Linked DNA regions of Mus musculus: region 2 is linked to region 1. The links are chromatin loops, found by intact Hi-C in ENCODE. Cell type or tissue: left cerebral cortex. All regions are shown on one strand. Links, peaks and the distances in the headings refer to the core of each region. The heading gives the core; the rest is flanking DNA. Region 1 overlaps 2610035D17Rik (RIKEN cDNA 2610035D17 gene). Region 2 overlaps 2610035D17Rik (RIKEN cDNA 2610035D17 gene).

Evidence for each region. A loop is a pair of places that touch in the nucleus more often than their neighbours do. Peaks named below come from ENCODE experiments on the same cell type or tissue, not always from the same donor. Only the 100,000 strongest peaks of a DNase experiment are listed, where the experiment ranks them.
Region 2: a loop joins it to region 1, with 2.8 times the contacts of the local background. A loop is called at or near these places in 1 of 42 quality-filtered maps.

What each region holds. Positions count from the first base shown.
Region 1 is chr11:113,136,170-113,146,692 of GRCm38, reverse strand. The region is part of intron 1 of 2610035D17Rik (RIKEN cDNA 2610035D17 gene); the gene reads left to right. The region is part of intron 1 of LOC115487747 (a long non-coding RNA gene); the gene reads left to right. Among named protein-coding and RNA genes, the nearest start is that of Gm39467, 7.2 kb to the right of the region's middle. In left cerebral cortex, for the core only: no CTCF peak of the experiment used is centred there; DNase peaks (open chromatin) are centred at 2,292, 2,687 and 5,913; H3K27ac peaks cover 1,741 bases.
Region 2 is chr11:113,042,325-113,052,847 of GRCm38, reverse strand. 2610035D17Rik (RIKEN cDNA 2610035D17 gene) reads left to right here. Exons shown (of 3, transcript NR_015556.2): 3 at 7,688-8,942. Among named protein-coding and RNA genes, the nearest start is that of Gm39467, 87 kb to the left of the region's middle. In left cerebral cortex, for the core only: no CTCF peak of the experiment used is centred there; DNase peaks (open chromatin) are centred at 4,099, 4,506 and 6,464; H3K27ac peaks cover 175 bases.

The DNA of each region.
Region 1 (10,523 bases), core at 1,337-9,336:
CCATGGTGAGTTCACTAACAGCAGTCAGTCACTGGGTCTGGTACCTGTGATATGGATATGTACAACCTACTGGCTATCAGTAAAATCTGGACTCAAGAAATTATCAGTATGGAACCCTCCACTTCTACCCTGTTGATGTTTGCCATGATTTTTGAGCGTTTGGAAAATTCTAGAAAGTTCATAGGACTTCAGCGTGTCTTTAAATTAGATGCACATTTGTAGTTTTCAGGACTCAGATCTGGGACAAAGAGGAAGTCTTGCTTCTACCCAAAACAGCAACTAAGTGGCCCTGTTTCTTCTTTCTTTTTTTTCTCATTTTTCTTTTGCCATCCTGTCTTTGGACTTTGTCCCAATCCACAGCCATTTTACATTCTCTCGTGTTTCAGTTTCACCAAGCTGACCTTGCAGGGCCATGGCCACAGGTGTATTAATCTTGGGTGACATGCAATGGGTTCCAGAAAGTAGAAAAGGATTCATAGGTCCCCCTGAGCCTCTTGCCCCTTTGTATGTTGGCAGAAAGCTAACTTTATGGACTCAAGTATGGTTCTGAGAAGTTGATTATTATGTTTATGCTGTTTATTGTTATATATTTATAATCTGATTAATCACGGTTGTTTATTTATCCTATGAGCTCACACTAAAGGCTGGGGAGACTTTGGTGGTCTTATGATGTCAGGTCCCATCTTGGCTCTCATGTGATTACGGAGTTGTGTAACCTCTTTGTTCATTTGGTTTCATGCCTGGGGATCATTGGCCCTTGGCCTGTGTGTCTTGTGGTGTAAAGGGAGGGGGTGGGCTGCCCTCTGGGTGGGGCCCACTGCCCAGCTGTGGCGCCCATTCTTGGCCAGTGTTCAGTGGCCTTTTGGTCAAGCATCTTCCTGGGGAAGGACCCAGAGGAGGTCAGTTATTGCCTTGCTTGGCTCTTTGAACTCACGTTTTGTATCCTAAAGGAGGGAGCTTTCATTTTTTTCTCAAATTTAAAAAAATAAGTGTCACATACTCAAAACAAAACGCTGTCCATTTCTTTCATAGCATCTCTGTGCCATTGTGAGTATAGATGTGTGTAGTTTTCATCAGAAAAGGGGATGCTGTGCACTTTATTTTCGAGTCAGAATTGGTGCTGTGTGGTGTATATACAGTAATAACCATCCTCAGTTGGTGTTTAGTGCAGTTTGACTTTTAGGGCAGGCTTTTCTGTCTAAGGTCCTCCTGAGAAGCAGGCTTGGAACACTGTGACTCTGAGTTCACAGCTGACTCCAGCCCAAACCTCTGATCACTGCCATTATTACAACCCTGGGACTCTTAAAGCAGCCACTGCCAGCACTGTGCTCAGGGGCTTCAGCACATGGGATGTCAACAGGTCTTGAACTGCAGCCGTTTCAAGCAAAATGAGAAGTAGCCTTGGTGACAGACACAGGTGAAGGACCCCTTTGCTTTCTGCTTTGGGGAAACTGAAGGAACACTGTTAGATCTTTGCCTGTGCATTTTAAGGGTGGTCATAGCTACAAGAGAGGCAAAAGGAGATCTAACATGCTTGCTCTTCCTTCCCAGAGCATATTCTTACAAGACCCTTGTGTGAACTGCACCGGGAAACAAGAAGGCGAATAAGTGGGCAGGGTCCTGAAGTGAGCTACCTGGCCTCAGCTCTGCTCAAATCTAGGTCCCCTCCCTCCTTCCTTCCCTCCCTCCATTTCCTCTCTTCTTCCCCTCCTTCTCTCTCCCTCCTCTCTCTCTCCCCTTCCTCTCTCCCTCTCTTTCTCTTCCCTCCTTCCTTCTCTCTCTCTCTCTCTTTCCCCCTCCCTCCTTCAGCCCTCTCTCCCTGTTTTTTTGTGTCATTCTCCCATTACCTGGGGTTGAATGTAGGGCTCACCATATGCCAGACAACCTCTCCTCACTTAGCTACTGCCCAGTTTCCATTTTCAGTCCCTGGGACAGGGTCACACTAAGTTCCCAGGTTGGCCTTGAATTCACTCCAGCCCAGAGAGACCTTGATCTTTTGATCTCTGTGCTACAGCGTCCTGAGCGTCCAGGACCCTTGGCCTGCACCACCAGTCCTGGTCTTACTCTCTAATTCTTGGGGTCACTGTGAGCCCTGGGCAAAGACTGTACCTTCTTTTCCAATCTCCAGGAGTCTCCCCTCAGGCTTTGGTGTAGGGAGTCCGGGCAGAGAGCTCTTCAGCGCCTTCCGGCTCACTGACTCCGTGATAAGGTTCCGATGGATGGATTGCATGTCAGGTTGCTTGGAAACAGGATGGAAACTGGCCAGGCAGCCCTCAAAGCCGTATTCCTGAGCTCCCAGGACCAGCAGCACATTTGAATGAGTCTGATAAAGCCCCTTTGCTGCCCCTCCTCCCCATCCAAAGAGGACATGAGCAGAGACGGGGCCTCCGCACAGATAAGCTTCGTGAAGGGAGATGGAAACATGCTTGGTTTTCTTTCTTTTTTCTTTTTTGTTTTTGTTTTCTGTCAGTTGTCTGATTTCTCTGCTGGAACAATTGTCTTGCCTTCAAGCCCCCAAGAGAGTGAAGCCAGCCTTAGTCCACCTTGGGGATAGAGGCTGGACAGAATATGCCTGCCCATCGAACACAGCAGGGGTCAGGGGGAACTTTAGAAGGCCCAAGAACAGCTTTGTCTCCTCGCAGCGGCTTGTGGGCTCATGGCCATATCCTGGCTGAGCGATTGTGTGTCCAGCTCACTGGGCCAGGGCTGAATCACCACGAATCCCCCACAGTGCTGGCAGTGGCTGCTTAAAGAGACCCAGGACTGTAATAATGGCAGTGCTCAGAGGTTCTGGCTGGAGTCAGCTGGAAGAAGTCTATCAGAGTCTCCTGAGAGATGAGGAAAGCCCAGGTCTGGCTGCTGGGGAAGAGATGAGTGGGGGGTCTCTAGACTGTGCTAAGAGACATTCTGAGCCTCAACAACTTAACATCTTAACGTCCAGAAGTTCCTTCTGCTAACACAAGCTAGCTGTTATCGAGGTTTTTCAGTTAGCTAATTCCTGAAATGTGTGTCTCTTTGGTGACCCATTTTGTAGCCGAGAAAGAGGCTTAACTTATCCAGAGTCAAGGGCAGATCAAGAGTTTCTTTGGCAGGGTCCAGCTCCATCATGGCTGTCTTGAGTTTGTTGGCTACCTTATACTGCAGATTGCCAACAGTTGGAAAGAGCATCCCAATTTGGACTTCTATATTTATTATGTTTGCTTAGTCAACATCGGTCCCCACCACTATGCTGGGGAGGTGACTGGGTTTAGTCCACATTGTGTCCCCAATGTCTGGTTGACAGCAGGCTCTTGGGCTATTGAGTGAATGACACCTGCCCACACTATGGCTAACCTTTATGGCATCTGGACTATGTCCACACGAAGGAAACTGTGAACATAGGCACCCAAATTCAGCCCCTTCTGGAGAAGACTGGCGTAGGAGCTGAACACCTCACAGCTCCCAACAGCTCATACCGTCTGTCATCTGCCCTGGGATGGCCTGGGTGGTGAGGGCAGGCTGCTTCCAGAATCATCTGGCATAGAAGCTCTCCCACCCTCCTCCACTCTGCTTACAACCCAGAAAGTAAATCACCCTACTTATCCTCTGAGAGGGGCAGGGAAGACTTGAAAGATTGGCAGTCACCCACAGTGCTCCCTCTGCCCGACTCTTTCAGCACTCTTAGATTCTTGTGCTACTTCACTGGGTTTGCCTACCCTTGCATTTATCTCTGGAAGGGTCTCATATTTCACAGTGGATCCTTCCCTTCTCTTCTCTACTCTACAGGAAATATGGGAGGTGCCTAGCTCTCTCTCTGTGCAGCAGGAGAACCTGAGAGGAGGGGAGGGGATAGCTCTTCTTCCTAGAAGCCATGGTTCCTGTGCCTAGCCACATATACTTCTTCAGTGTCCCCAGGTAGACCAGATGAACTAAGGAAACCAGATTAGAAACTCTGGAGTATTCTCAAAGTTATTTACATTGATAAATACAGAGTCTGAAAACAACGTGTCTGTTGGTGGTTTTCAGAGGGCAGAAACGTGTGGCTGTTTTTAAGATACTCATCTTGTTCTCTGATTTGGGGGACCAGACAGAAATACCCCTAAGGACTTCCTAAGGTTATCATTTTCTCAGCAGTTGTCCTAAAGCAAACCCTGGGGTCTTTAATGCCCACCTACTGCCACTGGAATAGAAAGAAAACTTGAAAACCTGAGTGTTGGGAACTTACTTATCCTGTGACATGGTCCTAAGTGGAATTCCCGGTACTCTGCCAGTGTCTTTGTGAGATCCTACCTGGAGCTTGCTGTACTTGCTGGCTGCCCCCTCCCGTCCCCCCATCTGCATCACCCCCAAAGAGGTCTGTTTCTGAACTCGTGGAGTTCCCGGTTGCCCAACCACACTAAGTTGTATTTGAGTAGAGGCCCTTTGATTAGATTCTGCCCATGGTAGAGCCCACTTCCCTACAAATCCAGAATATTCCAGTTTCACTTGCATTTCAATATCGGTTGATAAGAGTGAGTCACATAAGTGGCAACATCTTTAGATAGACTCATACATTTTAGACAAGTGTACCATTTCTCCCTAAAAAAGACTGTGGGAAATAGAGCTCTGATTTCTAAGGATTTTACCTCTCATTGCAGGGACATGTTGGGCCTGTACTTGCTAAGGTGAGCATCAGCCAAACAGAGAAAGTCTTGTTTTTATTTTCGCTCATTTTAGAGCTTTGATGAAGTACACTTGACAAATAAAATAGAATCTATTCAAAGATTACACATGATGGGACGATATGATATATATTCACATATATCCACAAATATATATTCATCCACACAATGTGCACACATAGTGAAATGATTACTATAATCAAAATAACCGGCACATCAATTACCTCTCATAGTTACTATGTCAGTTTGTTTTTTGGTGGACCCTTAAGATATAATGTGGTTAGCCGGGTGTGGTGGCGCACGCCTTTAATCCCAGCACTCGGGAGGCAGAGGTAGGCAGATTTCTGAGTTCACGGCCAGCCTGGTCTACAGAGTGAGTTCCAGGACAGCCAGGACTACACAGAGAAACCCTGTCTCAAAAAACAAAAAACCCAAAAAACCCCCCCAAAACAATATATATATATATGTATGTATGTATGTATGTGTGTATATATATATATATATATATATATATATATATATATATACATATATAAATAATGTGGTACTTTATCACATTTCTGTCATCTGAGCAGTGTATGTGCTTATTATTTCTGTTGAAGTTTGTTTATTTTGCGTGTGTGTCTATATGTATGTAGGTGTGTGTATTTTGAGACATGGCCTCCCTGTGTAGTCCAAAGTGGCCTTGACCTCTCATGGACCACCTGTCTCAGCCTCCTGAGCACTGGGATTACAGGTGTGTGCACCCCATACTCAACCCTACTTTTTAAGTCAGACACTGAGTACTGGATGCAGGAGCATTCGGGACATTCTTTCTATGATCTGAAAGCCACCAGGTTCTCCATGTTGTCCCTCCTCTGAAGTCTTCTCCTCTCTGGTGACCAGAGAGTCCTGTAGGAGAGGGCCATGGTGTCTCCTGGATAGAGTTTTCTCTAGGGAAGGCAGATCCACCTGAGGTTTCTAAGCAGAATTCAAACTTGGAATGGGTTCTGCCAGGGACTGCTGCAGACCGCAGAGGCCCAGGAAATAGCCAGTGCTATCGTATGGAGATGGTTCTGACTGGAGAGCAGAGAGAGTGACAGGGACACCCTGTGTTTCAAAGACTGCTCCCACTGACTAGATGCTGTGGCCCTGACCAGAGTGACAAGATTGCAAACACCAGAGTGAAGAAAAATCTCTCCCGTGGCTGCCGTTTTTTCCTTCTGGAATACTCTCCACTTCCTGCCGCTTTCATCGGTCGCAGTTAGAGACTCTCAGAGCCGAGCCCCTCTTGAAGAGGTTGTGTTGTGTATGAATTCAAGCTGAGCTTGGCGTGGGAGAGCGTTCCCTCTGCCCAGTAGCTTATTTTCTTTCTTTCCCTTTTTCTTCTCTCTCTTTTTTATTTTCCGTTCTGCAGGCCAGGATGGCACAGAAGACTTCCCCAGCATGGGGCATGACTCAGTAGCCAATCCTCCCAGTCAGCCCTTTTCCCACCACCCAAATGTATGCCTTAGGTCTTGTTTCTAAGCATGGGGACGGAGTGTTTTATGCAGAACAGGAATCTCTGAATAAAATAAAATAGGCCTGCTCCAAGGGTAAGGCAAGGTATGCTGGACAGGTGCAGGTTCTCATTCACCCTCCGACGGCAGCAGCCTGACCTTTAAGCTTCTCCTTGTTGTTAGCCCTCCCCCCCAACACTTTTTTTTTGCCATTAAAAAATATATGTTATTTGCTGTTGTCCTTCTTGGCACATGCATTAGCAGGGGCTGGCTCGACGCTCTTTCCTTCCGAGAGTTTCGATAGACACTACAGAGAGATGAGAAGGAAATTAAACTCCGTGGGAGTAACTCCATGACTGAAATGACCAAATATCTCTGTCTGTCAGGCCCAGAGGACACCGCGTACCAGTCTGAGTCCACGGGAGCAGAAGTTTAGTTTCTAGGCAGCCGTTTGAGTTGATCAGTCTGGTTTGTGGGGAAATGGCTAGATGTTTATTAACTCTTTCTGGCTTGTGCTGATCCTGTTTGAGGAGTGAATGGAGGGACGGCTCTTGTCCAAGGTGACTGACTCTGTTACCATCATCTGCTGGGAAGGCAAATGAGTCCAGGTTTTCTGGAGGAGAGAGTGAAGCAGCGATTGAGAAGATGTGAACTGGAAGATGTATGCGTGGTCCATGGGGCCAGCACACATCCGAGGGGGAGTTTGTCCATTTTGCATTTATGCAACAGTGAGGAATGAAGACAAAAGAAGTACCAGGAGAAGGAAGAGGAGGGTGAGGAAGAGGGGGAGGAGGAGGGAGAGGAGGAAGAGGAAGGTGAGGAAGAGGGGGAGGAGGAAGAGGAAGAGGAGGGTGAGGAGGAGGAGGAAGAGGGAGGAGAGGAGGAGGGAGAGGAGGGAGAGGAAGGTGAGGAGGAAGAAGAGGGTGAGGAAGAATAAGAGGGAGAGGAGGAAGAAGAGTAGGAAGAGGGAGAGGAGAAAGAGGGAGGAGAGGAGGAAGAGGGAGAAGGGGAAGAGGGAGAGGAGGTGGAGGAGGAGGAGGAGGAGGGGGTACCACCCACCCACAGAGCAGAATATTAAGAACTCAATGGAAGTCATGTTGCACCATTTATGGTTTTTGACATAGATACATATCTTTGATGCACTCTTCAGTATACTCTGTCCACAAATAGCAGGTGTCAGCTCTGTTGAATCTGAATTAGATTGTGAGCTAGGAAAAGAAATGGGCAAGGAAAATTAGGAGGTTTTGAAAAAAAATCTGTAGTGTAATTTGATTGGAAAATTCATCCATTCAAAACTATTTTCTGTACGTGTTTGTGTCTTGCTGCATGTGTGTCTGTGCACCACATTTATGCAGTGCCTGGGAAGGACTCTGGAACTGGGTTTACAGGTGGTTGTGAGCCACCACAGGTAGCTGGGAACCGAACCCCTGTCCTTTGCAAGAGCAGCAGTGTGTTTAACCTCTGAACCATCTGTCTCGACCCCTGTGTCTGCTAATGTCTTTGTTTGGGCGAATATGCCATGATTATGTAAAAAAATGTACGTGGGCCAGAGATGAGTAGAGGCAGAGGGAGTTTTAATAATCTCTTCATCTTTTCTTTTTAATCTAAAATTATCCCAGAATAAAAAGTTAGAGAAAGAAATGAAGAGCATTCCTATTTGGGAGAGATTGTGGGTGCTGACCTTGCTTTCTTAGTTTATAATGAGAATTATCTTATGTTAACTAAAGTCAAGAAAGTGCGCGATTTTGAAAGAAGAAGGTGGCATATGAAATAGAATTGTGGGGTCCTTTGGCTACTTGAACCTGTCTCCATCAGGCTTCCTGGGTCCTTTAGAGTTAAAACTCTGCCCTCCTGGGTGCCGCCTGGCAGGCCAGATAGGCTGCGGCGATTAGGAACATGGACTTTGGAATGAATCAGGGAGAGCTGGTTTGAAGCCCTGTCCTGCCAGCTGCATGGCCTTGGGCAGTCATTTTTGTCTGTGGCTTATTTTCTTAAAAAAAAAAAAAAAGTCTGTAAAATGTGTTTAATGACCCTGATCTCATAAGACTATTCCCAGAACTAAATGAGGCAATAGAGTGCTTGATACATAGCTGCACTACACAGGGGAAGGGCTAGAGACCCCTTCCCTACCAGAATCTGACAGTGGACTTGTCTCATCCACAATAACCAGTTTTTCTGAAACTGCTTGCCCGGTTGGACGGTGTGTGACTTCTAGTTTTTGGTGATTCCATAAATAAGAATTTTGGGGAATGTTACTTAAATGCAGAGCACTTGAGGGTCATTGTCAACCTACCTCAGTATCTATATTGCCACTGTCCCATGTCCAAATGATCGCTGTGGGTTGTGTGTATGTAGACTGTTTTCCGAATTAAGACAGTGGAGGAAATTCCTTCATAAGTGCTAGACTGTTCATTACCCTAGATCTTTGCAAGGAGCCATTGCCCTTATAGGCAATTACTTTCCTTTACTTCTGAGGACTGGAAGAGGAGTCACTGAGTGTCCCCAAGGAGGTAGTCACTGTCACCAAGTGGGAGGTATTCCCATGGGCTCACACCCTCAGCACAGCTGGTACCCTGGGTTGGCAAACCCAGTGCTCCCACAGAGAACAGAATGTCTTGCAGGTGGACCCAGATCCCAGACCACCTGTGTTCTGTCCCTAAGTAGCCACACAGAGCCCATCTGTCCCGCTCTCCTTTGGAACAGCACATTAGTTCATTACTCTTCTTGGATCTTTGTTCGGTGACTTTAGAACACTGGGCAAGAAAAAGTACCATCCTTACTCTACACAAAGCAAAACAAAACCCCAAACCAACCTCAGAGGCCCGGAGGCTTTGAACATACCATTTGGGAGAATGTTTATTTGATTCTGGATAAAAATAAACTGCCTTACCTTTGGAGAGAAGACACAATTAAATAACTTGACGGGCTTCAAAGGTTTCCTCTCCCTCGGCTTTCCAGGAGGGGAAATAGTTTTCAGAGTCATTTGAATATTAAAGACCCCGGGCGCAGGAGCCCTGATGGTCTGTGATGGACATCAGGAAGTCAATCAAGTGTCTTCCAAAAGATGGTTTTGTGCAGTCAAACAACAGTACCCGCTGCTCACTGCCACCTCTGATGTCGCTCCCCCCCACCCCCCACCTTGATTTGCCTATTTCAGGCCTGGCTGTGTGCTGAGAAACACAGTCCATTTGTTTCTGATGCATTTACACATAATTCATGGAGATACTACTTAGTGTGAGGCCCTTTAGCCCCCCCCCCCCGCCCCCGAAGGGCTTAGTCCCTCGGAACTGGAAGATGTTGGTCAGGGAAAGTGAATGCAGAGACCCAGGCTCTTGCTTTGTCCTTTACCTGGGCTCCATGGTGAAGTTTCTCCAGTGGCTGTTTATCCCTGTGAGTCTCTTCTCTCCTCAGCCCCCTCTGTAACCTCCAGGTCCTGTCAGCAGGGTGGACAGCACTGTTCTCACAAACTGTTTCGGGTGCTCGCTTATCCCCTCCACCCCCAACATTCCGTTCTGTGATTTTTTTTTAAATCTCATTTTTATGTGTTTATGTGTAATATGCATATACATGTGTATGTGCATCTTTGTGTGCATGTGAGTGTGTGTGCTAGACCTGAAGTTGAAAGTTGGAGTCATTCTGTGTCTTTTCCCTTAATTCAATGAGTCCGGGTTTTTAGTAAGACCAGAGCTTACTGCTAAGGCCAGTCCCCCTAGTCAGCTTGCTCCGGGGCTCCCTATCTCTGTCCTCTAAGGCTGGAATTACAGGTGGGGACCACACCCACTTGGTATTTATATCAGTCCTCAGGATTCGAACTCCTTATGCTTGCATAGCGAGTGCTTTAAGCACTGAGCCATCCTCCCAGTCTCCAGTGCTCTATTTTATAAAGTTACAAACATGTAGAAGAGTCGCAAGCATTTGCGTCCTGCACCCTTACCGCACTGATTTCACAAATGTGTTTTCCTTTTTAGTTCTACAGTTGGCTCAGTCTGCTGCTTGCCCAGCCTGATCCCGGGGGCCCTCTCTGTCCATTCCTATTCATGGACTCTAAACCTCCCTGACCAACTTCTGTCTTAGTTAGGGTTTTACTGCTGTGAACAGACACCATGACCAAAGCAAGTCTTATTAAAAAACAACATTTAATTGGGGCTGGCTTACAGGTTCAGAGGTTCAGTCCATTATCATCAAGGTGGGAGCATGGCAGTATCCAGGCAGGCCTGGTGTAGGAGGAGCTGAGAGTTCTATGTCTTCATCCAAAGGCTGCTAGTGGAAGACTTCTGTATTAGTCAGGGTTCTCTAGAGTCACAGAACTTATGGACAGTCTCTAGATAGTAAAGGAATTTATTGATGACTTACAGTCGGCAGCCCAATTCCCAACAATGGTTCAGTCGCAGCTGTGAATGGAAGT
Region 2 (10,523 bases), core at 1,604-9,603, 94 kb after region 1:
CCGCAAAGCAGCCCCACCCGGTCCTGAGATAACAGGCTGGTGCGATCACAAACCAGCCGCCTCTGATAATGCCGGGGTTTTATTGAGGTCTGGTTCCTCACCCAATGGGATCACATCCGGCAGCATCAAAGGGAGCAAGGCGTCACCTTGTGCAAAGAATCCTGGGCCCTCAGGTGTGTTCGTGTCAGGAAGGGGACATGGGTGGCTGTGTGTGCATAAGCCTGACCAGTGGCAATTACCCATTCTGTAGGCCAGAGGCCACAAGCCCCAGAAGGGGCTTTGACAAGCCACCAATTCCATTTCCTCTTCAGGTTGGCTCAGCTCCTAAGATTTCCTTTCACATGGTCAGGTCACGTCTTAAAGACGAGGATTACTCTCCTATCACTCTGCCCTCGCCTCTGTGTCCCAAATACACTGGATGGGACTGTACTGGAGAGGTGAGGTGGGAGCTCGGTCACAGTGAAACCCTGCGAGCTTACTCTTTGTGGCTCTCTGGGATTTGCTTCTCCGCTGGCTTTGGCATGACCTCAAAGATACATGTGTCCCTCACAATGATGGAAGAAACTGGTTGGGACAGCCAGCAGCAGATTGTGTCCCTCTGTAGTAGAAGGGTTAACGGGTGAACTGGCTGTGCTGTGGCCCTGGCCGAGGGCTCCTCTCCTGCTCCCCCAGGAAGAGCCTGGTGTACTGATGTTCTTTCAGGATGCTGTGTCTCATGAATCAGTCTCTGGAGACTGGAGCAGAGAAACACCACAATACAAACAGCACATCTGGAAGCTTTCTCAGGCTTATTTTTTTTTTTAATTTTTTATTAACATGTTTGCAGGAGTCAGGACATTTGCACAGACAGGAGGGATCCTCGGGATCCTAGTCAGATGGGGGAGGTCGGCATCCTAGTCAGATGGGAGAGGCTGGGATCCTAGTCAGATGGGAGAGGTATTCTGGATGGACTAAGAAGATGGAGGAGGGGCATGGCGAGACAATGTTGGGTATCGGCTAAGTCCTTGACCCTGAGAGTTCCCTGTTGTACAGAATCACCTGTTAGAAGTTCTTAGGAACAGCCGGGGTCTGGGGATAGGCCTGGGCTGGGGCCTGGACTCCAATCCCCAGCGTCTTTGGTTCTGCCAGACCAGAGCAGCTGTGTCTCTTCTTCCTTATCCCAGGTAGCTGGAAGAGAGCTGCGTGGTAGAAGGCGGGACCCTCGGGAAAGGACAGCGGGTAGGCAGAGGCAAGACCTCTGCTCTGCAGTCCCCTAGAGACTCCTTGGCTTTCCCCACGGACTTTATAGGTTTACATCTGGTCCCGTGTCTTCCCACCTGGGCTACCAGGTGGGGCTGAAATAAAGAGGCAGGAAACAGGGAAGCCATTCATTCATTCCAGTCCTGCTCCATGTGGTGGCTGCTCTTGAGACTAGCAAAAATGTTAGCTGCTGCTCCCTCTCTCCCCGCCCTCCCTCCTGTGCTTTTTTTTTTTTCCTTGAGACAGGGTCTCACTATGTATACCTGACTGGCCTGGAACTCTAGATGTAGACCAGGCTAGATTCTTAACTCAACGATCCTCCTGCCTCCGCCTCCTGAGTGCTGGTATTAAAGGTGTGCACCACCATACCCAGCTCTCACACATTGCCTCTCTTCTTCCTCCCTTTCTTCCTCCTCCTTCCTCTCCCGTTCCCTGTCTTCCTCCTCTCTCCTTTTCTTTCTTCTCCTCACTTCCTCTTCTCTTCTGCGTCCTTCCTTTCTTCTTCCTCCCTCCTCCGCATCCTACACTTCCTTCGACATCCTGGACTCCATGATTCGAGCCAAGTGAAAAAAAAAAAAAGAAAAGGTTGGTCTTCCAAGTTAACATGCCCACTGATGTTGTCCGTGCCCAGGTCTTGTTTGTGCACTGTTGCTAGGTGACACAACCCCACAGCAGACCTCCCTGGCCTCTTTACACCTGTTCTTGCAGGCTGGTTCCCCAGCCCTAGATGTAGTTGTGTTGAGATGTGTGCTTGGAGCTGGGCTTCCCATGACCCTGCTGATCTCTCGACTGCATCCAGCTGTGGATTTCTGTAATGGCCTCACCACTTACTGGAAAGAGGAGAGGCTTTGAAGCACAATGAGAACTACTTCTCTGTAGATATAAGAGAAATCTCAGTGTCCCACCCCTGGGTACAGGCAGCTTATGACCCCTGAGAGAGGGAGAATTAGTCTCTCCCAGGGACAAGCCCCCTAACTGGTTATTCACTATAAAGTGGTCAGTCCTGAAACAGTATACACACAAACAATGAAGATGGCCTCCTCTGCCTCTCTGTCTCTCTCCCTCTCTCTGTCTATCTCTGTGTGTGTGTGTGTGTGTGTGTGTTTAAAATAATTGAAAAAAAAAAGAGGGAAGTCAGGGTGGAGAGAACGTGGGAAGGGTTGGAGGAAGGAAAGTCAAAGAGGAAATGATGTAATTACATTTTAATTAAAAGTATATTAAATTTTTTTTTAAAAAAAAGTTGGCTCAGGATTCTGTGAGCACAGTTGGGAATGAAGTAATGGATGGCATAGATGTCTCTGCAGGAGAAAGCACTGGCACCTTTGGACTGAATCCCTCCTCTCCAGGGAACAGAACACCAACTTATTCGACCCTCACACTTGACTTCTCCCTTGTTCCAGTCAGTTATAGACACATGGTCCAACTCCTCCTCTGCCTGCTTGGGTTCATGTCCTAGGTTCAAGACTAGCCACTGGAAAGGAATTCACCCTCTGCCTCTGTTCAAGTTCGTCTGTGGGGCTCTTCCTAGAACCCTGTATTCACAGAAGCTGGGGCTTTGCATAATTATTCATGTGAGAGACCAAAAGGGTGTCCTTACTGGAAATGGGAAATAGGCTGACCCAGCTGCCAGGAATTCCTTGCCATCCGTCCATGGGGATGCCTGCCCCCGAGCTGCTCCCAAGGCTGGCCAGCTCACTCCTGGTACAGCTTGGTCTTGGGAGCACCTGTGTGTTCCCCATCAGCAGACTCAGCACCTCCACACAGCCTGAAGCAGTTCTCCCCAGGTCCCGTGCCAGCTGCTGAGGTGCTGAACAAAGCCCGAGCTGGCTCCGCCCCATGCAGCTTCAACTCTACAGGCTCCTCCCTCGTCCATACTGACCTTATGGGGCTTGGCAGGTCCTGGCCATCGGAAGGTGGAAAAGCTTCCCAGGAGATTGTGATGTGCATCTAGGGTCAAGGAACAACTAAGGGTCGGGGAGGTGGCTCTCTGGGTTGAACACTTGCAACAGAAACATGAGGACTTGAGTTCTAATTCCCAAGCCCAATAAAGCTGGGTAGGGGTTTGTAAAGTATGCATCCGCAATCCCAGTATTCCTCCTGCAAAGTGGGAGGTGGGAACAGGAAATCCCTCGAAAGCTTGTAGGTCGGCTAGTGTGGTGTACACTATGACAAAAACCAGGGGACCCTGTCTCCAACTAAGGAGGAAGGCCTGGCCTGACGCTGGGGTTGTCCTCTGACCTCCTCAAGCATGAGCTGCTCCAGCCAAAGACTTGGTGTTTTGGTTTGTTATTATCTTCTTCCCTCCTCTTCCTCTTCCTCTTCCTCTTCCTGCTCCTTCACCTCCTCCTCCTCTTCTCCCTCCTCCTCCTCCTCCTTCTACCTCTCCTCCTTAATAAGGGAGTTGGAGACATGGTTCAGTGTTTAAGAACACGTGCTACTCTTAGAGAAGTCCTGAGCGAAGTTTCCACCACACACATTGGGTAACTTACAACCATCCTCAACTCCAGGGGATCAAACGCACTCTTCTGGCTTTCAATGGCACTACATGTGCTCGTCATACACACACACACACACACACACACACACACACACACACACACACACACGCACACACATACCCACACACAGGCACACACATACACGCACACGCACACACACACACACACACATAACTGGACAAGAAAAGGAAGCTGAAGAGCCAGGCCATCTGTCAGCTGTAAGCAATGCTACTGTCCCCACCCTCTGTTGGATTCACATGGCAGCATCTGAGACACTTCTCACCCCTCTGGGATGAGGGTGCTTATGTATAGAGGCCAGGGACACCACAGAATGCCACAGTGCATAGGAGAGTGAAGTCTATCACTGGTAGACCATGGTTTTCACACTGGAGAACACATCGGATCACTGGAGGGCCCATTAAAATGTGCACTGCAAGGACCGTGGTGTGGCTTAGTCTAGAACGTGGCGAAGATGCCTTGTGCCCACTGATGCAAAGTCCTGGGTTGCATCCCTACACTCTAGGGGGATGGAGCTGTAGGAATTGCATTTCTAACCAGTTCCCGTGTGATTATGAAGCTGTCGGCCCAGGTCTATGGATCAAGAAATCCATTATCGTGATTATTAGAAAATGCTACAACAGAGCATTAAGAGAGGAGTGTTTGCCTCTTACATAACGGAAATCATGAGGGAAACTATTCCTGCCGATCAAGCATCACTGGAGTGGCCAGGATCCAGCCCCACCTCCATCCTGTTTCCTTTTTTAACTATCACAGGACAGGAGTGTCTCCAGGATACCACTATGGCTGCTAGAGCACCAGCCTTCATGTCCTTATTAAAACAGAGCGAAGTAAAGATAGATTGGTTTCAAGCTCCTCTAGAGCAGCCTGCCCTGAAGTGCCCCCCCCAAGAGTTTTGCTTGCCTCTCATTGGCCAGCTCTTACATAGCTACGCCTTGCTGCACAGTAGTCCAAACTCCACCACACCAGCAAGACAAACAAACAAATAAGTCAGAGTTCTATCAACAACTAGAAAGGATAGGATAGGTTACTGAGGATGGCAAGAAGCAGCGGCTCTGACTCAAGTCTGAAAGCTGAAACTTTCCTACGTATCACCGCTCCTTCCTTCGGCATCTGCCATTCTCCAGGTGGTTTCTGTGTATTATCTCATTTAATCCTGAGAGCTTTGTAAGGCAGATGATATTATCTTTATTTTGCAAATGACAAAACTAAGGCTTCCCCCCCCCCAACCCCCAGAGATTAGGCCACCTGGCCAAGTCCCTGCTAGCAAATGCTGTCATTTAACAGCCTGCAGCTTCATAGCTCAGCCTGCCTCTGTTACTCTCAGAGGCCTGCCTTTTTCTTACTGAGCCTCCCGATACCGGCTAGTACGTTCTAAGGCTAAATCCTGCCCTGCTGCTAGGAATAAATTCACCTTTCCTGTTACCTGTATCCTCACTCTGGTGCCCTCTTGGAAAAATCTTTGGGGATGATGTTTGTGGGTCTGGAGGGAGGTTGGCCCAGTGGTGTGATGCTTGCCTGGAGTATCTGAAGCTCCAGGGTCCATGACTGTATGGTTAAACATGTCTCTGTGGAAGTATGGGCAGACACGGTGCAATCTGAGGCCAGTTATAGTGCCCTGAAGCGAAGGTATCTACAGTACTGATTCCTTCTGGAACTCCAGGGAGAATCCACTGCCTTCTCTGTTCAGTCCTCAGGACGGCCGAGCTGAGTCAGCCAAGTGCTCCCCTCCAGTCTCACACCTCTCTTCCCTGCGTCCCATCCCCTGCCTCTGTTTGTGACCATAGGTGATGGTGCCGAGGGCTGAACCTGATTATCCAGGTCCGTCTCCTGTCTCAGACTGTTGACATCACCATGCCCACCAGCTCTTTTTGCCATGCAAGGTTACAGGGACCAGAGGGAGAGCACCTTTCAATGTCTTCCTTGTTTTTTCCTTTCCACTGAACGCTTCAACCTGTACATAGACTGGATATGTACTCTGCTTTATGCATGGAAGTTCTAAAAGAGACCAGAAGCCAGGCCTGGCAACTGGTGCTAGTAATCGCAGGACTCAGGAGGCAGAGACAGGAAGATTGCCTGAAGTCCAAGGCTAGTCTATGGCTCCCACTTCAGAGTGCGAGATCCTGTCTCAAAACCTGACACCAAATCAGAGATGAGGGCCAAGGCCATGTGGTGTGTGGCTTGTCTACTCTTGTCATAGAACAGATAGAAAGACAGTCCAGTGTAAAGGGCCAGGGGAGAGGGCCTTAGACGTGAAGACTTCCGCCTGGGTAGAGCGGCTTTGCCAGTAGACCCACGGCACGGGGAGAAGCGTTCGTTCCCTGCAGATACTGTTGTTTTCTGCACAGCGAGCTTCATCAACCTTCCCAGTCACCTCTCAGTACCGAGGCTTCTAAGTCCCCACACCCCTTTCTCTCTCTCTCTCTCTCTCTCTGGCCTGGCAGAGGTAAAGGCTGTAGGAACAGTTTGGTGAGGGGATAAGGGGGGGGCATAAGGGGGGGATGGAGAACTTTCTCATGCTCTAGCCCCACTTCCTCCCCACCCCTTGCCTCACCCCCTCCCCTTGTCTAGTTCTGCCCTTTGAGGGTGATAGTCTGGGGCCCTGTGTGTTTTGCTTCGGATTTTGTTTTGTAAATTCCTCATGGCAGTCCCTCTGCACCGTTGCTGTCAGTTGCACGTCGTTGCCGAGCAACCGGAAGGAAGCCCTGTCACTGCCAATTAATTTGCCAGCTGCGTGGCCTGTCTCCCAGGGGAAAAGGCTTGTGAGGCTCTAGGAAACAGCCCCAAGGCTGGTACGGAAGGAGAGAAGGAACGAGGGAGCATGGAGAATTTTGGGTTTATTTGGTGTGGTTTTGTGTCCAAATAAAAGGTGTGTGGGGAGGGACTGGCCTGTCCCAGATGAAATGTACTACTTGATTTGGGGTCACCTGCAGGACTCTATTTATTTATTTATTTTATTTGTGATTCTGCGGTTGAGACTGTCCCCATCCCCAGCTCTCCTACAAGGAAACCTCATCAGGCATTTTTCCCAGGCTGTCACCCCTTCATCCCACTTATCCCTGGGCATCATGGTGGATGCTGCACCCTGCCTAGAAGACCTTTCTGGAAGGCTGAGCTTCTAGGATCCAAACTCCCTGGACACTCTGTCGGTTACTGATGTCCTGGCTTTTGCTTGTCCAAGGAGGCCTTGATCATGAGACCCCTGTAGACCCCTGCCATGGCCTACAAGGACGGTGCTTATCTGACTGGTTTATGTTTGGATCAAGCATCTCTTTCCTCAGGGCGCTTATGGATGGCCTGCCCACAGTTCTCATCTTGGGTTGATGATGCGTGCTGAGTCTGAGACCTGTATAGCAGTCCCCTTCATGGGCCTACACCGCCTCCAGTGGCCCCGCAAAGTCAGCACTGAAGTGGGGCACTCCCCTTGGGGACTCTGACTTTCTGCTCAGCAGTGTGGATGGTGACAAGTGGGAAGTCTCTTCAAGGAGGGTGAATCTGCCCTCATCTGTTTGCCCTCAGACTGGGAGGTGTTCTGTGCCATCCCCTGAGGGACCCCTATCCATTCTGAGTCAGTTATCCACAGTCTGGGTGCATGGGGGCTGCTGTGGCCATTTTATAGAGAACTAGACCCTGTGGTTCTGGGGCCATGGACGTGTGTGTATGTATGTGTATGTGCCTGTGGTGTGTGTGTGTGTGTGTGTGTGTGTGTGTGTGTGTGTGTGTGTGTATCAGGCTTCTTGGGGATGATCCAGTGTGCAAGGAGTTCCCCAGAGCCAGGTGTAAGCCTCTCTTTCTCCAGCTCCTTGACTACAATTCTATGCCCTGTGTTCAGGCAGTACTAACCAGAATCCTGGGGAATAAAGTAGGAAGAGTGCACTGTTGCGAAAGGAGAGCATGCCACCGTCTAACACTTGCTGTCTTTTGGTCCACAGGCCGAGGAGACTGACCTGCTTATCCATGCTACTTATCAGGAACTGTGGAACCATGGAGAACATGACCCTGGCCCTCCCTTCAGGATCTGCCTGAGATCTGGCTGCCTCTTGAGACACTAGAGCCCTGGATTCAATTGCGGAACATTATGTTGGAGAATATAAACACTTCTAGACTGTGCCGGCATTTGGGAAGGAATAGTCTGTTTTGACTTGAATGAACAAAGACATACGTCTCTGGGCCTGGGGAAGGCTTACCAGCTCAGCTCATCTACTGTCTGGTGGCAAACATGTCCTGGGTACTGCCACTACCCAGGACACTCTTCCTCACTCTGTCCCTGTCCAGTTACCGCACCCTTCCCTGTCTGACCCCGCCTCCTGTGCCCACTCGCCTCTGGACCCAGAGATTCTTCTTGTTTGCTCTATCATCCTTGAGCCGGATACAGGGTGAATAGTTAACCACACTTGGGTTGAATGGGATCTTGATTCTTATTTCTGTTCCTTGGAAAGAGGGGTCAGACTCGGTGCGTGGCACCCGGCCTGGAAGCAGCACAAGACTCCAGAGTGATACATGATCTGCCTGGATGGTCCCAGGGGCTCTTTGGAGGTCAGAGCAAGAGGAGCAGCCTGAGCAGGGGGGCTGAGGAGGGCCGGCACTGGATCACACGCAGGCGTATGTCTGGATAGGCAGAGAGGAACCCACTTTTCATTCCCTCTTCTGTGACACAAATGCAAGGAACTTTGAAGACACTCTTCGGAGGTTGCAATCGGAGATCAGCTTATCCAAGGGCTTCATGTCTGAGCTCTGTTGGTCGTGCCTCCTGAGGACCTCTTTCCTCTACTGTATGCTGATGACACACCCATCCGATGGGAGCTGGAGCCTTGTCTGGTCCTTTCCTCTATGACCCCACGTGTACAGTTGGAAATCCTTCCTAATCATGCCTTGATTCCCCCTTTTCGACTACACTCAAAGATGTTTGAGCTGTTTTATTTGCAAAATGGATGGACAGTTTGTTTATATAAAACAATCCCAGCTTCCTTGTGCTCTATCTGGTGTGTTTGTATGGCTCTTCAGTGACTTTAAAGTGGAGCATTGACCTTGGCCTCTTTGATTCTCCATGGTGGAATAGAGAAGACCTCTTGAGGATGCTTAATGTTGCTGAGATCTTAAGAAGGCTTGCAGACTTCCTCTTCCTCCCTCCTTCTCCCACCTCCTCCTTCCCTAAGCAGCCTCTGCATTGTATAAATTCCTTTATATAAATTCCTCTGTAAATGTTGTCTTTTCTAAAGTGATAGTGGAGAAGACGGTAGGAATGGTTAGAGGGGCTGCCCAGGTAGTCGGCTGTGGTGTCCCAGACTTAGAGCACACACTCAGCAGTCACAGAGATGCCAGGGACAGTAGCATCCAGACTAGCAGGCCCTTGTGCAGTAGGAAATAGTGTTCCTAACTCCTACATTCCACTCTCTGTGGAGCTGGGGAGACCAAGTCATCCCACCCTGCTTAGGACAAGGGATTTCTTGGGACAAAAGATTGTGGGAACTAAATCTCAGGCAGACTCGAGAAAACCATCATAATTTGTCATTCTGGTAAGCGAACCAGTGGCCATATCTCTTCCTGCTGCAGCAAGAGGAAGCTTCCAGATAGGTTGGCCATTCCCCATTCCGAGCTGTGTGTCTGGTCTCTCATCGGCCACAGGACAGTCTACAGATAGGATCAGCTACCCCATCCTGACCATTTGTAAGATGGTAGGGTTGTCTTGTTGAAAACAATCTTAGGCATGATGGGTCAGTTGAGACTGTGCCCTTCTGAGGAGTGTTGTGAACAATGGGCATGGCAGAAATTCAAATGACCAGAGGTTGCTCTAAGACAGCCCTATATAAGTGACACTTACCTCTTATTAAAAATGAAATTGCCCTTGAAGAAGCCAGCCCACAGCCACCAGGATAGTACAGGATGCACTGCACTATACTCAAGTTTGCTCCTGTGTGTCTGTGTGTGTGTGTGCAGCACCTGTGCAAACAAGTGCTCTGCAGAATAAACGAAGATCAAAAATTTACATCTTTGCTAGACAGAGACAAAGAGCTGAAATCGTAGGGACAATGTCTGGAAAGCGAGGGACTTGGCTAGGAGACTTCCTGGAAGTCCTTTGAACTGTAGCATTTATTTAAAATATCAAGGGCATGTCGACTGGGGATAAGTGTGTACTTGCTCTCTAAAGTCCTGCCTGATAACCTTTGGGTTCCACCCAGAGAGTGCTGAGTTGGACCTCCCAGCTCACTCCTACCTTCTCAGTCACTGGCTCGATCTGGCTGGCGTCAGGGAGTGGGTGGGACTTTAGGGGGGTGGGGAAGGGAGGAGTTATGCCAATCCAATTGTGCTCATGACAGGTAAGAACAATTGAAAGGTAAATTACAGGTTCCTGTGAAGCTTAGGGAAGCCAAGTTTTCAGGATCACCTGGCATCTGCAGTTGTTGCTGCCTGTCAGGGGACTCAGCCCTCCCCCACACCCCGTCCGTCTTTCTGCTGAAAGCTAGGCGTGAGGGTCCATCATGCTGGAGCAGGGGCCTCCTGCTAATCCTGCTTGCTCATCTTGAGTTGCACAGCCACAGGGAGGTAATTATACACTAGGGTAGCGATGAGCATCCAGGAATCCAGGGATTTGGGCGTCATTCTCGAGAACCCCCATGCACTGGGGAAAATGCTAGCCTGCATCCTTTTCTTTGGATGCTGTCTTTGAAAAGATGAACATGGGATTGAGGAGTTGGCTCCATCAAGAAAGTGCTTCTGGACCAGTGTGTGGTGGTATACATTTATAAACCCAGTGCTTGGGGAGACAGA